Linked DNA regions of Mus musculus: region 2 is linked to region 1. Evidence: chromatin loops called from intact Hi-C (ENCODE). Cell type or tissue: left cerebral cortex. All regions are shown on one strand. Links, peaks and the distances in the headings refer to the core of each region. The heading gives the core; the rest is flanking DNA. Region 1 overlaps Shroom3 (shroom family member 3). Region 2 overlaps Scarb2 (scavenger receptor class B, member 2).

What was found. A loop is a pair of places that touch in the nucleus more often than their neighbours do. Peaks named below come from ENCODE experiments on the same cell type or tissue, not always from the same donor. Only the 100,000 strongest peaks of a DNase experiment are listed, where the experiment ranks them.
Region 2: a loop joins it to region 1, with 4 times the contacts of the local background. A loop is called at or near these places in 7 of 42 quality-filtered maps.

What each region holds. Positions count from the first base shown.
Region 1 is chr5:92,718,529-92,726,171 of GRCm38, forward strand. All of the region lies in intron 1 of Shroom3 (shroom family member 3), which reads left to right. Among named protein-coding and RNA genes, the nearest start is that of Shroom3, 39 kb to the left of the region's middle. In left cerebral cortex, for the core only: no CTCF peak of the experiment used is centred there; no DNase peak of the experiment used is centred there.
Region 2 is chr5:92,466,193-92,473,835 of GRCm38, forward strand. All of the region lies in intron 2 of Scarb2 (scavenger receptor class B, member 2), which reads right to left. Among named protein-coding and RNA genes, the nearest start is that of Mir6415, 11 kb to the left of the region's middle. In left cerebral cortex, for the core only: no CTCF peak of the experiment used is centred there; a DNase peak (open chromatin) is centred at 3,765.

The DNA.
Region 1 (7,643 bases), core at 2,312-6,311:
TTTGGAGATCATTGTTCAAGGTCAGTTCTAAAGGGGGTGCTGAAGTTTGTCATCTGCACAATCTATTGAAAGTGCAAAAGAACAACTCTTCTATTTAAGAGAGTAAAGCTTGGGCTGGAGATGTAGCTCAGTGGTAGAGTACTTGCCCAAAATGCATGAAGTGCTAGGCTCAATCCCAAGGACCACCCAAACCTTGACAATCAACTCTGACACACCGGGCTTGAAAAACCTTCTAGAATTTGTACCGATGAGTACAAAATCCACTCAGCCAGGTTTATTCCATGGGCTAGATACTGGAAATGCTGAGAAGAAAGGATGGCCACTGTCTGGGAGCTCACAAGCTCAAGGTGGCAGACTGCTGAAGGACTGAGTGCAGAGGTGAGAGGTCACAGCTAGTGGGTGCGGGGGGGGGGGGGGGGGTTCAGGAAAAGTGTGGCCTTAGATGTCCAAAGAGCTGTTGTTGGTGATGTGTGTGACCCAAGTCCCCAGCTGCTCTATTGGCTATGCTCCCATGGGAAAGTATACTCATAGCCAGGCTTGGTAGCACAGGACTGGATCCCAGCTACTGAGTAGCCTGACGTAGGAGGATCAAAAGTTCAAGGGCCACTGGGGCTCTTGAGTGAATTCAAGGCCAATCCAGGGAACGTATCAACACCCTGTCACAAAATAAAAGGGCAAGGGATACAGCTTAGCCTATTGCATACCTTGGCTCACATGCTCTCCTCACACACATGTACCACCCCCATACCCTCAACCCCCATATTTACTCTAAGGTCTAAAGGTGCCTTCCTCCTGGGATGACCTCCTTCAACATTTTAATTACTAAAATGTGGCTTCTTGCCTCAAAGTGGGTAACCTTATATGCTATTTGTGCCTCAGAGACCCTGAGGGAACAGGCTGAGAACAAGTGTCCAATGTTCTCACAGCTCAACTTCCAGACCATCTGGCTTTTTCTGTGTCCTTCCAGGGTTCCCCCAAGAATGTCCTTCCTCCTGTGACAGGCTCTGGCTCTACTTCTGAGAACCCCAGCCTGGTATTGTAGGAGCAGGAAGTATATAGAGTTTTAGTGTTTAGAATTTAGTCTCCTGATGTGAGGGAGGACGGCAGACGTGGTGGTTGAGGATACGGTTGGGTGGCTGATGTGGAGAGAGGGAATGGTTTGATTGTAAACCTAGGTGAGAGACCATGATATCTGTGTGGGGAGCCAGCCTGGACGGCGGCATCGTTTTCTTCAGCAGGCCACAGCCTAGAGTATAGGCACCAGGAAGTAGGGGCTGCAGAGATGGCTTGGCAGTGAAGAGCACTAGTTGCCCTCACAGAGGACCAGAGTTGGATCTCTAGCACCAACATGGCGGCTCACAACCAACTGTAACTCTAGGTCCAGGGAATCTGATGCCCTCCCTGGCTTTCTCATGCATGTGGCACACAGACAAACATGCAGGCAAAACACTCAGGTACATAAAAATGAATTAAAATAAAATGTAAAAACCTGGGAATAGGTGGTGTGAGGTTGTTATTCTGACAGACAGATGCCACAGGAAGTCAAGGGATTGTCATGAGAATAAATGACTTTACCTTGTGAAGGGATGACTCGTTTGGAAGAAAATGGCGGTGAGTGGGCCGGAGCACACTGCAGAGAATACGTGGCAAGATTAGGGGGCTGGGAGAGGGTGCTTCAAGTTCAGAATAGAAGGACACAAGATTTGAGTGTAGGTAGCTTGACTGGTAGAGCACTTGGCTTGCATGCGTGAAGGCCTGGATTCCTCCGCACCAAATAAAACTGATATTGTGGTGCACAGCTCTAATCCCAGCACTCAGGCAACATTGGAGGCAGGCAGATCAACGATTCCAGCTCTAGTGGCTCTGTAGTGAACTTGAGGCCAGCCTGGGCTACATGATACTCTGTCTCCATCAAGCAGACAAACATAAGAGCATGTGTGCTTCATGTCAGGTGTAGAATGTGCTATGGGCATAGGTGAGGGGCAGTGGATGGGGTAGGGAGATCAAAGTTCTGTAGTGTTAGGGACTTGGGTGGGCCACCTTCTTACCTGCCCCAAGCGTGGAAGCTGTGGTCACTTCCTGTATCTAAGCTTTAAGGCCAAAGGCGATGTTCATGATGGCTGTGGGCAGACAAATTACTGAAGATACAGGATTTCCTACAAATGTACAAGACCCTACACACTTGTTAGCACCTTTGTATTCCCCTTCCTTCTATTCTCATGATGCTGCACGGATTAGTTGACATTCTTTAACATTTTCTGCACAGGAGAACTCAGCCCTGTTGACTCTCGCTATTCTCTCTGTGTGTTATCCTTATTTCCTGAATACTGGGGGACAAGGACAATACAGGAGAAGCAACTTGGTGTAGTGCACAGGACACATGCTCTTCCCTCTGTGGGATCTTCCAGCTCCCTCCTCATTCAGATCATCCTTATTCATCCTTTGGGTTGAGCTAAAAGGTTTCTTTCTGGTTTCCCCAGAGTATCTCAGGACTTCTGCTGGGCTGTGCATCTGCCTTGCTGCTGCTGCTACGGTGCTGGAACACCGCTCAGGGGAGGCAGAACACAGACTATGATAGAGGTCCTAGCCTCTTCTGGGTACTCACTGGTTCTCCATCTCCTGTATACCCAGAGGCTGCTGGGGACTTCAGGGAGTTGAGAGGGGAGGGAGTCGTGTCTCAGTCTGCACTTTCCCCACTCACCAGTCAGGAAGGGGCTAGCTCTGGAGGAGTCCAGTTTGGTTCGGAGTGAGTGCCAAGAGTTTGGAGAAGCTGGAAGAGAGAAGGCTTCTCTGGGAGATTTAGGAGAGGCTCTTTACACTTACGTCCTACTCAGTGTGAACCAGGAATTAAATACCTTTTTCAGGAAGGAGTGCCCAGGAAGGGAGGCTCATTGGATGAATACTCCAGGTCTATCTAGATACCTCATTAGCATGGAGAACGCCAGGTTTTTAGCTACATGACCAGTTGTCATGGTCCTCTCAGTGGGGTGTCATGGTTACATGTTCCAGGACAGGTAGAACTTGCCAGGGAGCTGGTTACACACCGACCGTTCTCAGTTCTAAGATCACCCGGGGGTTTGAACCTGCTTCGACCTTTCCAGTTCTTCTGTCTGGTGGCCCAGTCCACTGCCTCACATTCTCCCCTTCATATAGTCTCAATGTACCCTGTTCTCCTGTGTCCCTCAGCACAGTTGTAGTGAAGCAAACAAAACGAGTCATTTGTTGCTCAAGTCTGCGACACCTGACAGAATGTAACCTCTCTGAGGGCGAGGACCCTGCATGTATCCCCAGTGCCTGGCACGGTGCCTTCCGTAAAGAATGTACCCGGTAAATGTTTCTAGAACAAATCGATCAGTGTGGGGGTCAGAGAGTCCACTTCCCTTCCTAGACTGGTTCCCTGCTCATGCTATGGCCTTGGACCAACCACTTGAGCTCCTTAGGGAAAAGGACTATTTACTGGTTTTAATAATTAGTGATTTCTGAACTAACAGCATGCCAGCCAAACAGTTCTTTACCTCAAGCACTTCTGGGCTAACGAACAGGGTTCTCGTGGAAACTCTGGTTTATTGCTTTTTCACTTTTGACTATTAGTTTGGGAAAGGGTCTCATATAGCCCAGGCAGGCTTCAAATTTTCTATATAGCTGAGGCTGGTCTTGGACTCCTTTATTTATTTATTATACATAAGTACACTATAGCTGTCTTCAGACACACCAAAAGAGGGCATCAGATCTTATTACAGATGGTTGTGAGCCACCATGTGGTTGCTGGGATTTGAATTCAGGACCTTTGGAAGAGCAGTCAGTACTCTTAACCGCTGAGTCATCTCACCAGACCCAGTCTTGAACTCCTAATCGTCTCCGTCTCTCAATTCTTAGGATTAGAGATGTCTCTTAAAGTTACTTAAAGTAGATAATTTCTTGAGAAGCAGGCTTCCTTTGTGGTTCGATGGGTTATTGCTATGGATAAATTAGTAATAAAGAGCAGAACAGAAAGCAATAAGATAGGAAAACACGGAGAGGCGGTGGAGCCATGACTTTTGAGGAAAGGGCATGTAGAGCAGCAATACCACTCGATATTCTGAGGGCCCTGCATCTTGGCACACCTGACATGTTTATACGTTAGGACAGAAGCCTAAGTGGCCAGCAAGAATGGCATTGCACAGCCTGGCCATGCTAGGCCCTGGGGACAACTCAAGAGCTCTAGCTTTTCCTCAGAGGTGTGATGGGAAACCACTAGACAGTGCCGAGTGGCATGGTGGCATGACTTGAAGTCTTCATTTCTTGGTAGGGAAGAATTTCATTTAGAGAAACTTCTCATTTCTGTTCATGCAGATCTGTGTTTTTCTTGGTCAATAGATAGAGACATCAAGTTTTATGCAACCAGGGAAGCTGCTCCTTTGGCCATGTTGTAAATTGAGAGTTTGCATTTAGCAGTTTCTGCGATGTTCACATGGACAGTGGAAGCAGCTTTACCCTAATTGTAATGTTCATCGGTACACCTGCCTCGTCAGTCTGGACTGAATCACAGGGGGAGAGGAAGTATAAGGAGACATGATGGATGGATAGATAGAAAGGATAGGCTGGATGGGTAGATGAGGGGTGGATGGATAGATGGACTAGATGGATAGGATGGACAGACAAATGGATAATGGAGTGGGAGGGAAGGACAGAGAAAGAAACAGGGAGAGTATCTTCCTTTGTCAGGCAGTATATAGGAGAACTTTGGGTTCTTTCTGTGAATCACTGATATGGAATCCAGAAGTAGTCTAGTCAGTTGGGTGCTTCCTTAATTCCTGCCCCTTCCTCATCACATACATCCACATTTAACAAAATAGAAATCGGGGTTTATTTTTCTTCCAAAAGCAGTTAGAAAGTTAGAGGGAGCTGGCATTGGGGCTGAGCAGTGGGTGAGAGGGGTATTTGCATGGGAGAACCTAATGAAACTGAACTGTGTGCTCTCGGTGTGGGAGACTCTTTCCTGAATGCTTAGTAATGCCGGGACCTCTCCTTTTGTGTACTGGTTTTGTGCAAACACAAATTATACTCTTGTTAACTCCACCATAAGCCATGAAACTAAAGACAGAGAAACCTGAGTCCTACAGAGAGCAGTTTCGCCGGACCTGCTTCCTGGATTTGTGTGATGGAAACCAAGAACACCTGCATCTTCCTGGAGGGAGAAACGTTCAAGCAGAAACCAGCGCAAGCCCTTGATAAAAAGAGTCAGAGCAGCTTCATTAAAGCAAGCAAGCAAGCAAGCAAGCAAGCAAGCAAGCAAGCAAATAAACAAGCCATATATTTTGAACCTGAGGAAGTCTGAGAGGTCACCTAGTCCTCCCTCATTGGACAAATGAAGAAAGCAGAGAGCTGAGAGGCGTTTGTTCACGCCTGACTCAGTGGGCACAGATTTCTCAAAGCCACGTGCCATAGTAACACAGGCTTCAAGAGGGTGTGTGTGGGAATCATAGCTCTGCATTTACTAGCCGTTATGGCCTGGACAAGTGATGGTATATCTCTGAGCTCTGCATTCCCCATCTTTCCCTATGTCAAAGGCTAGTCATAAGCACAGGACAATACCTGTGATGCCCAGACACAATGCTCAGTAAACAATAGTTGCAAGTGGTTCCTTGCTGTTGCCAGTGATGGCGCAGAATAGAAGCCATCTTGGAGTTTAAAGTATCCGCCAATGCTGGACTTGTTTCAAGCAGTTTGTACCATACTCAGACAGACCTCAGGGTAACCTTGGTATAAGGTTTAAGGTGCTACAGTGAGTTTAACAATTGTAAGTCTAAGTCTTCTGGCTTTCTTTTTAAAAATTGGCTCCAGCAAGATTTTGCTGAAAGGACCCTGATATAGCTGTCTCTTGTGAGGCTATGCCAGAGCCTGGCAAACACAGAAGTGGATGCTCACAGTCATCTATAGGATGGAACACAGGCCCCCCCAATGGAGGAGCTAGAGAAAGTACCCAAGGAGCTGAAGGGGTCTGCAACCCTATAGGTGGAACAACAATATGAACTAACCAGTACCCCGGAGCTTGTGTCTCTAGCTGCATATGTAGCAGAAAATGGCCTAGTTGGCCATCATTGGGAAGAGAGGCCCCTTGGTCTTACAAACTTTATATGCCCCAGTACAGGGGAACTCCAGGGCAAAGAAGTGGGAGTGAGTGGGTAGGGGAGCAGGGTGGGCGGAGGGTATAGGGGACTTTTGGGATAGCATTTGAAATGTAAATGAAGAAAATATCTAATAAATTTTTTTTAAAATTGGCTCAACTGCTTTTCTTTGTCCTTTGCATTTTCATATGTATTTTAGAAACATCAATTTGCAACAAAAAGAATGCTTGGATCCTATTATGGTTGTGATATGTCTGTGTGTTGATTCATAAAAAAATTATCATCTTAGCACTGCTGAGTATTTCAATCCAAGGACATTGCTGTATTTGTACAGGGCTTCTTTAGTTTTGTCCAGTATTATTTTGTAGTTATCAGTGTAAAAGTCTTATGTATATGTTTTATTAGACTTACTCTCAGATATTTTCTTTACTGGAGTAAATAATTGATTTATTTTTTTATTTATTTTTGCCATTGATACATAATAATTGCCTTTCATGTATTATCTTATGAGCCGATCTTATAAATTCTAAAGCATAATATTTGTGGGAGATTTTTTTGTAGATGTTCTTTATTGTTAAGGAGGTTTCCTTCTGTCCCAAGTTACTAAAACTTTGTTTAAAACCACGAGTGGCATGCCTTTAATCCCTGGACTTGGGATGCGGAGGCAGATGGATCTCTGCGAGTTCAAGGCCAGCCTGATCGACCCTGTAAACTCCACAACAGGACTATGTAAGAGATTCCTACCTCAAAAAACAACAACAACAAAAACAATAAAACCAAAAAACAAACAAACAAACAAACAAACAATAAAACCAAAGCCATGAGCAGGTACTGACTGTGACCACACCCCCTTCCTCATATCTCAGGGTGCTCCTTCGGTTTTGGCTCAGCTCTCAGGTTTAACACAATAGTTCTTTCCTTGGTCTTATCCATGAATTCATAAAAACCAGACAAACAAGGACCTGAAACAGAGAGGTGGGGGTAAGGGCAGAGAGGAAGAGAGGAGTGTGAGAGGTTGTGATGCTCTGATAGATTCTGCTCATCACAAGCTGACTGAAGAGAGGCAGAGCTCACCATTATAAACTCACGTCTCTTTGCTAAGCGTAGAAATCCACCTCATGTCTTCCTTTAATACTTGTATTATAAAAACAGAGAACTATTTTCCAAATATAAAATTTAGTACAGAGTAAGCATTTGTTTTTTTTTTCCAAATGATACCCTAATATTCCCTCATTTCTAAAGTCTGTTCTATCTTCATCAACTCCATCACTGTCAGTGTCTACACATCACCACTACTTTGTAGAAGCCAGACGAAGTGGTTTGTTTGGTGTCACGTGACTGGTGGGCTATGGGAAATACACATTTGTGAGTTTCCAATGTTTCTTGCAAATAATCACTATAATAATATACAGTTCCTTCATCCTTTGGTCATAGGACTTACATACTGTGAGCACTGGCGCCCTCAAGTGGACATGAGGGAAGGCACAAAGAATATTGCATTTCATTCTGTATAGCAGAGCTTTGTGTTTTGCAGCC
Region 2 (7,643 bases), core at 1,775-5,774, 250 kb before region 1:
AGACCTGAGAACTATCTAGAAACACAGACAACCGCTTAAAACAGAAACAAAAGCCATCTTGGGCGTAGACAAGGAATCAAGGGACTGTATTTCCAACTGCCTGGTACAACTGCCCTGTTCTTCAATAGACAATAATAATCTGAGACTATAGTTTAATTTTTAAAAAATATTTATTTATTTATTTTATGTATATGGGTATACTCTGTAGCTTTACTGATGGTTGCTGAGAATGAAGGTTGCTCACTCTGGTCTGCCCCACTTGCTCTGGCCTAAAGATTTATTTATTATTATATCTTACTACACTGTAGCTGTCTTCAGACACATCAGAAGAAGGCATCAGATCTCATTACAGATGGTTGTGAGCCACCATGTGGTTTCTGGGATTTGAACTCAGGACCTTCAGAAGTTCAGTCAGTGCTCCTAACCATTGAGCCATCTCACCAGCCCCATAGTTTAATGCTTAACACTACAGTACATCTAAGCATTTTTAAAAGGGGAAAGGAAAGAAGGAAAGAAAGAAAAAAGGAAGAAAGGAAGGAAGGAAGGAAAAAAGAAAGAGAAAGAGTGAGAGACAGAAACAGAGAGATGGAGACAGAAAAACAGACAGACAGAAACAGAGAGAGAGAGAGAGAGAGAGAGAGAGAGGAGAGAGAGAGAGAGCGCGCCAGGAGTGGGAGCCACACTTGTAGTCCCCGCTCTGGAGGTGCTGAGGCCAGAAGATATCCTTGGCTATTTTGTCAGACTCATCTCAGAAAGAAAGGAAGGGGAGAGCAGGAGGAGAGAAGGGATGGAGAGGGGAGGAAAAAGAGAGTTGGATGAAAATCTTGGTGTGGTGGTATTACATGTAATCTCAGCACCAGGGGGGCTGAAGCAGGAGGATTACTTGAACCTAAGAATCCAGAAGTTTTAGACCAGCTTGGACCACACAGCTTGCATATACCAAAGCTCTGTTTAAAAAGACAACATCAAAACCAAAACAAAGTAAGAAGGAAATGAAAGAAAGAAGCCTGACATGGTGACTTCCCCTGCAGGCTCTGGCTTTGGGAAGTTGAAGTAAGATTGTTGTAACTTTGAGGTCAGCCTGGAAAACACAGTGAATTCCAGGTCAGCCTGGGCTGCAGGGCGAGACTGTCTCTAAAGTAAACAAAAGAAGGAAATGTTTGAGTTATTCCCTGTGAACTACTGAATCCCATAGGAAGGAGGGACACACAGAATGAAAAAGAACAATTTTAATTCACTGGCCACATCAACAGCTGTGCTTCCAGCTTTTTTGGTATGCTGGATAAATTGGTTCGTACAATGTGTTAGGTGATGGGGACACCTCTCAGTGCTGTAAGAGCACTTTCCCAGCGTGCACTGGGCTCAATCTTCAACACCAAAAGGAAAGCAAGCAAGCAACACCTCGACCTTTAGTCATTACGTTCATCTCAAAAGGAGTTAGTCATTTGGGTTCACCCATAGCTCTCTATGGAAAATCACCTATCGCCAGGCGGTGGTGGCACATGCCTTTAATCCCAGCACTTGGGAGGCAGAGGCAGGCTGATTACTGAGTTCGAGGCCAGCCTGGTCTACAGAGTGAGTTCCAGGACAGCCAAGGTTACACAGAGAAACCCTGTCTGGAAAACAAAACAAAATACCCCTCCCCAAAAAAAATCACCTATCACCTTGGTGGCTGATATCAGTGACCTCAGATCACTAGATAGGGGTGTACAGTGAGATCTGACTCAGGTTTTTTGCTCAGTCCTATCTACACTAATACTTTGCTGTGGGACTAAAAAGTCACTCGTGGTTTCTTTGGCTTCATCTTTTCTAAGATAAGGCCTTACAATGTTGCCTTGGCTAGCCTGAGACTCACTTTGCAAAACATTCAGCCATCCCTCTGCCTCCGCCTCTCTAGGGGGACTGCAGTGTGAGCCTGCTCCCCGAGGCTTCTGTCTTTGTTTCTCCATCTGTAAAGTGGCGACCACCATGTGCCTATCTCACAGAGATGCTGTGAGAAATAAACCATCCAGTATAAAGCTCCGCTGAAGCCCCCAGCACACACGACACTCAGTCACTACTGTGCGGCATCGCCACCTGTGCCAGGTTCTGGAGACGGGGGATGCTATGTCCTGTCTCCTGTCTTCAGACACACTGGGGCACAGGAGACTGCCATTTAGATACCAGAAGAGATACCATGAACTGTTCTGCGGTAAACGTGTAAGTGCACAGACCTCTTCAACCAGCCAGTCTCATTGTCTTTGGATGGATGCCCAATGGTAAGATGCATGAATCACATGGTGGCTCTATTTTTAGTTTTTTAAAAGAAACTTTCATATATTTTCCATAATGCCATTAATTTACATTCCCCAAAACAGTATGAACATGAGAGTGAGGTTTTCTTTCTTTTCTTTTCTTCTTCTTCTTCTTCTTCTTTTTTTTTTTTTTTTTTTTAAAAAAAAGCTAAAATATGGTAAAAGAGGGACTACAGAGATGGCTCAGTGTTAGATCTAGTTTGGTTCCTGCATCTATGTCATGTGACTCACAACTATCTGTGTCTCTGACACTGGGGCATTTGATGCCCTCTTCTAGCCTCTGCCTGCACTTACATAGACACACACACACACATCAAAATAAATTTTAAAAATAAGAAAAGTTAGGAGGGCTGTGGAGACAGCTCCATCAGGAAAGTGCTTGCCTTGCAAGCATGAAGACCTTAGTTCAATTTCCTGAGCCCACATAAGCAGGCAGGTAGGCCGCGGTGGCGCACATTTATAACCCCAGGGCTGGGACGCTCTGGGCTCACTGACTAGGAAGCCTTGCCTAATTAGTGGGTTCTATCTAGGCTAAGTGAGAGAGCCGCCCTCAAAAAGAACAAACCCCGCGTAAGGTTTAGCACGCACATTTTTCTTACTGCTGTCAAAGCAGTCATCCATGGAAAGAAGCAATGTGAAGGAAAATCTGAGGAACACAAAACAAGGGACAGGGCTTCTTAGGAGGATATGGTAAATTTAATAAATACGTAACGAAAGCATGAAGATCAACTGAACAGGCCGTAGACAAATCAGTTCTGATTCCTGAAATAGTGAGTAATAGAATAAAAACAGTAAGTCTGCCAAGGCTCTCATAAATCTATAGAAGTCTCAATCAAAGGCTTCACTGAGCAGAAGGCTCCTGGGGCAAGTTGGTTCTGGCCACTCAACCTCGGGCTTCCAAAAACTCAGATGCGCACTGGACCGGTCAGACTGGTTCTTCATACATGGACCTGCCTTGTCTCCCAGGAACATCCAAACTCTATATACAACACTGCTAGCTCTTGGGGCAACGAACCCACTGAAAACTGTCAGATGAGCCAGGCCTCGACTTCCCAGAAGCCTTCCTTCCTCTATTCTCCATCTATTCCCTCCACAATGAACAGTGGCAGTGTCACCATGTCCTCCTTCACTGCACCCCAGGTGGCCTGGCACACCGTGGCTAAGAGTCAGCTGACTTGGCTGGGAGTACCAGTTCACGCCTTTAATCCTAGCACTTGGGAGACAGAAGCAGACAGATCTCTGTGTGTTAGAGGCCAGCCTGGTCTACACCACGAACAGACCAGTAGGAGCTCACTGAACTGCCAAACACTGCTACGGGTACTACGGTATGTTCGGCGTCAGCCCCCAGAATAGCACAATCAAGTCGCAAGTGGCACCGGACCCACTTGAAGATGTCAGAAAGCAGACACAGGCAAAACAGGCTCCACCAAGAAGTTTGATGGCTCCCTGTAAGGTTAGGTTTATCTACAAACCCAGATCTCAGGGCGCCCAGCCAACCTGCATTTGTGGCGTCTATAACAGCCATCCATTCACAGAGCCTGGTCCTTCTCCAATCTATTCTTGGCTTTCCCTGACTGAGTCCTGCCATTCCAGCTGAGCTACTCACTAATCAGTTCCTCTACTTATATCCTATCGGTTCTAAACCACAGTTGGGACCATGTCACTCACTTCTTCTAATCGTGCTAACAGGTGCTGGATGCTCAAGATGAAAGGACCTCCCTGTGCACCCCACCCCACCGCTCTGGGTCCACACTGGCCTTCCAGTATATCAAGAAGTCAGATATCAGTATATCAAGAAGTCCATCTATAAGATGGAACACAGGGCCCCCAGTGGAGAAGCTAGAGAAAGCACCCAAGGAGCTGAAGGGGTCTGCAACCCTATAGGTGGAACAACAATATGAACTAACCAGTACCCCCAGAGATCGTATCTCTAGCTGCATTTGTAGCAGAAGATGGCCTACTCGGCCATCACTGGGAAGAGAGGCCCTTGGAATTGCAAACTTTGTATACCCCAGTACCTGGGGAATGCCAGGGCCAAGAAGTGGGAGTGAGTGGGTAGGGGAGCAGGGCGGAGGGAGGGTATAGGGAATTTTCGAGATAGCATTTGAAATGTATATAAAGAAAATATCTAATAAAAAAAGAAGTCAGATATGTACAGCCACTTTGTGTGTGTGTGGGGGGGTGTTTTCACATGTGTGTGTGTTTTATGTGTATATCTCTGTGTGTGTATGTATGTGTCTATGTCTGTGTGTTGGGAATGTATGTCTGAGGGGGGGAGTATAGGTCTGTGTATGTGTTCGTATATGTGAAGTGTATGTGTTTATGCTTGTGTGTATGTATGTACGTGTGTGGAGTATATGTGTGAGTGTGTGTGTGTGTGTTTCTAGAGCCCAGAGGTTGATGTTGGGTAACTTCCTCAACTACTCTTCCTCTTATACATTAAGGCGGGGTGTCTTCGTTAGGGTTTTACTGCTGTGAACAGACACCATGACCAGGGCAAGTCTTATCAAGGACAACATATATTTGGGGCTGGATTACAGGTTCAGAGGTTCAATCCATTATCATCAAGATGGGAGCATGGCAGTTTCTAGGCAGGCATGGTGCAGGAGGAGCTGAGAGTTGTACATTTTCATCTGAAGGCTGCTAGCAGAAGACTGACTTCTAGGCAGCTAGGATGAGGGTCTTAAAGCCCACACCAACAGTGACACACCTACTCCAACAAGGCCACACCTCTAAATAATGCCATTCCCTGAGCCAAGCATGTTCAAACCATGATGACACAGGGTCTCTCACTTGGACTCAAAGCTTGCTAGACTAGTCAGTCAGCTCTTTCCAGAGAATCCCTGCCCTCACTTCCCAGCACTAGTATAACAAACAGGCCGCTATGCTTGCCCTGTGTTTGAGTGGGCACTGAGGATCTGAACGCTGGTCTTCATACCTATATGGCAATCGATTTACTCACTGAACCATGCATGTCCCGTGACATGGGTACTCATTATCCCACTTCTCAGGTGGGTCTCAGATGGCCAAGGTGCACCTCAAATTCTCTATGGACTTCAGGATGACCCTGATCCTTTGACCCTCCTGCCTGCAGCTTCCTGGTACTAGGAAGAAAGCTATGCACTACATCCTGGTTCTATACGCACTGGGATCTGAAGCAAGACAAGCACCCAACTGCCTGAGCTACATCACCAGCCCCTACAGACAGTTACTAACACGCCTTCGTGATTGCTGCAATGAGCACACTTCCATGGGGAGAGCACTTCAGGTCAGGACACGTCTCAGGAGGAAGGGACAGATTTGTACTCATTCTCAAGAGAGGCATTACAGCATGCCAGCATGGCAGTGTTGGAGGGACTCACAGACAACTAAAGCATGGTGGTGAGAACTGAGCTGTGGTCTAGCAGGGGTGTAACACTTGGAGAACTAGAAAATCACCTCCATCCTTGAGTGAGGTGGCCTGTGCTCACCTAGAGAGCCCCTGCCCAAACAAAGAACCAAACAGAAACCAGAGGAAAGGTGAAGGCAGCTTTTATTTTAGTCCTCGAAAGTTATTTTCAAAGACGGATTTAATTTTATTTCATGTGCGTGAGTGTTTTGCCTGCATGCACGCGTGTGTATACTGTGTGCATGCAGTGGCTGCAGGGGTCCGAAGAGGATGTTGGATCCACTAGGACTAGTTACAGATGCTTGCAAGCCACCCTCTGGGTACTGGGAACCCAACTTGGGTCCTCTGCAAGAGCAGGACGTGCTCTTCACCACCGAGCCATCTCTCCAGCATCTATTCTGAGACAGGGCATTGATATATCTCACTGACTGACTTGAACTCAAAGCAGTCCTCCTGTCTCAGCTTCCCAAGTGCTGAGAGATCACAAGTGTGAACAACCACATGCAGACTGAGGGAGAGACTCATGAAACCTGCGTGTGAGGGAAGGGTGGCGGGCCTTTCAAAGGGGATGACTGGGGGTGGTGGGGGTGGAGAGAGGGACTCCAGAAAGAACAGCCATCTTGTGTTATTATCTTGAGTCTGTCACTGAAACTTTCCTAGGCACAGGCATGATAACTGTATTCTGCACAGGATAAGACGAGACTTGGTGTGAGAATTGCACTATACCTACCAGGCCCGCCAGCAAAAGAAACAAACAACTTTCATTGCTGTTACCTATAATTCTGTAGTCCGTACCGTGAGCGCCAAGACTCACACAGGTGTTTATCACTGAAGACAGTTAACTGAACTTACCATCCTGACTTTAGCTTTTAGCCTTTGATAGCTCTGGGCAAAGAAGAAAAGGGAATTTACCATTTAGTTTTTGCTAGCTTTGGGCCAGGGCAATAGGACGTTTATCTTTCATCTTTTGTTAGCTTAGGCACAGGGAGAATAGTGAATCATATTTGGTGGTGTTCACCCCTTAGCTCTGTGGCCTGGTCTAAGGCTGCTCTTCTGGTTCGTTTTAGCTGAGCGGTGTCAAGCAGGCTGAGGATTACACTGTTAGTGCTCGAAAGTTTTAGGCAGCCTCTTTTGAAATGTTCCCCTGATTTGTCAGTCTGAACAGCAAACACTCCAAAAAAGTAGCCAGAGGGGGGATGGGTGGGTCCCAAGGTAAAGCATTTGCCCAGCCTGCAGAAATCCAGTTGCCAGCAGGGTGGGATCATGACTAGGCGTCAATCCAGGACACACTGCTTAGAATAAAATAAACATGTAGGGGCTGGAGTTATAGCTCAGTGGTAGGATGCTTACATACCATGCACGAGGTCCTAGGTTCAAACCCTACCCCCCCCCACACCCCTAAAAAGAAATTTATGATATAAAGGGGGGGGATTACATGGGATTTGAAAGATTTAGTATGAATAAGGAAGACATGAAATAATAATTCTGAATGCTGACATGCTGAAATATATGAGTTTTTTATCCCGTGGATACTAGCAAAAGCTTAAGTCATTTGTGTGGCTCATATTAAATTTCTTTTGAAAGCTCTAGTTGGAGAATAAGCTTTTTTTTTTTACCCCTTTGAGACAGGGTCTCATTCTGTACTCTAGGCTGGTAATGGCAAGTCTCCTGCTTCAGCCTCCCTAATGCTGGGACTGCAGGTATGTACTGAAACACCTGGCTTAGAGTATAAAATCCCAAGCTAAGAGCCAGTCTATGCTTTGGTTAAATGTCCCCCTGAGGCCCATTAAGGCTCCTTCTCCATAGTGGCACTACTGGGAGACAGTAAAGACTTTAGGCTGGAAGGCACGCGTAAGGCTTTACCTGCCTTTGAAGAGAACATGAGGCCCAAGCCTCTTCCTCTTGGGCTATGTCATTAACGCCCAGCAGCCACAGGGACTAAGCAGTCCTTTCAAAAACCT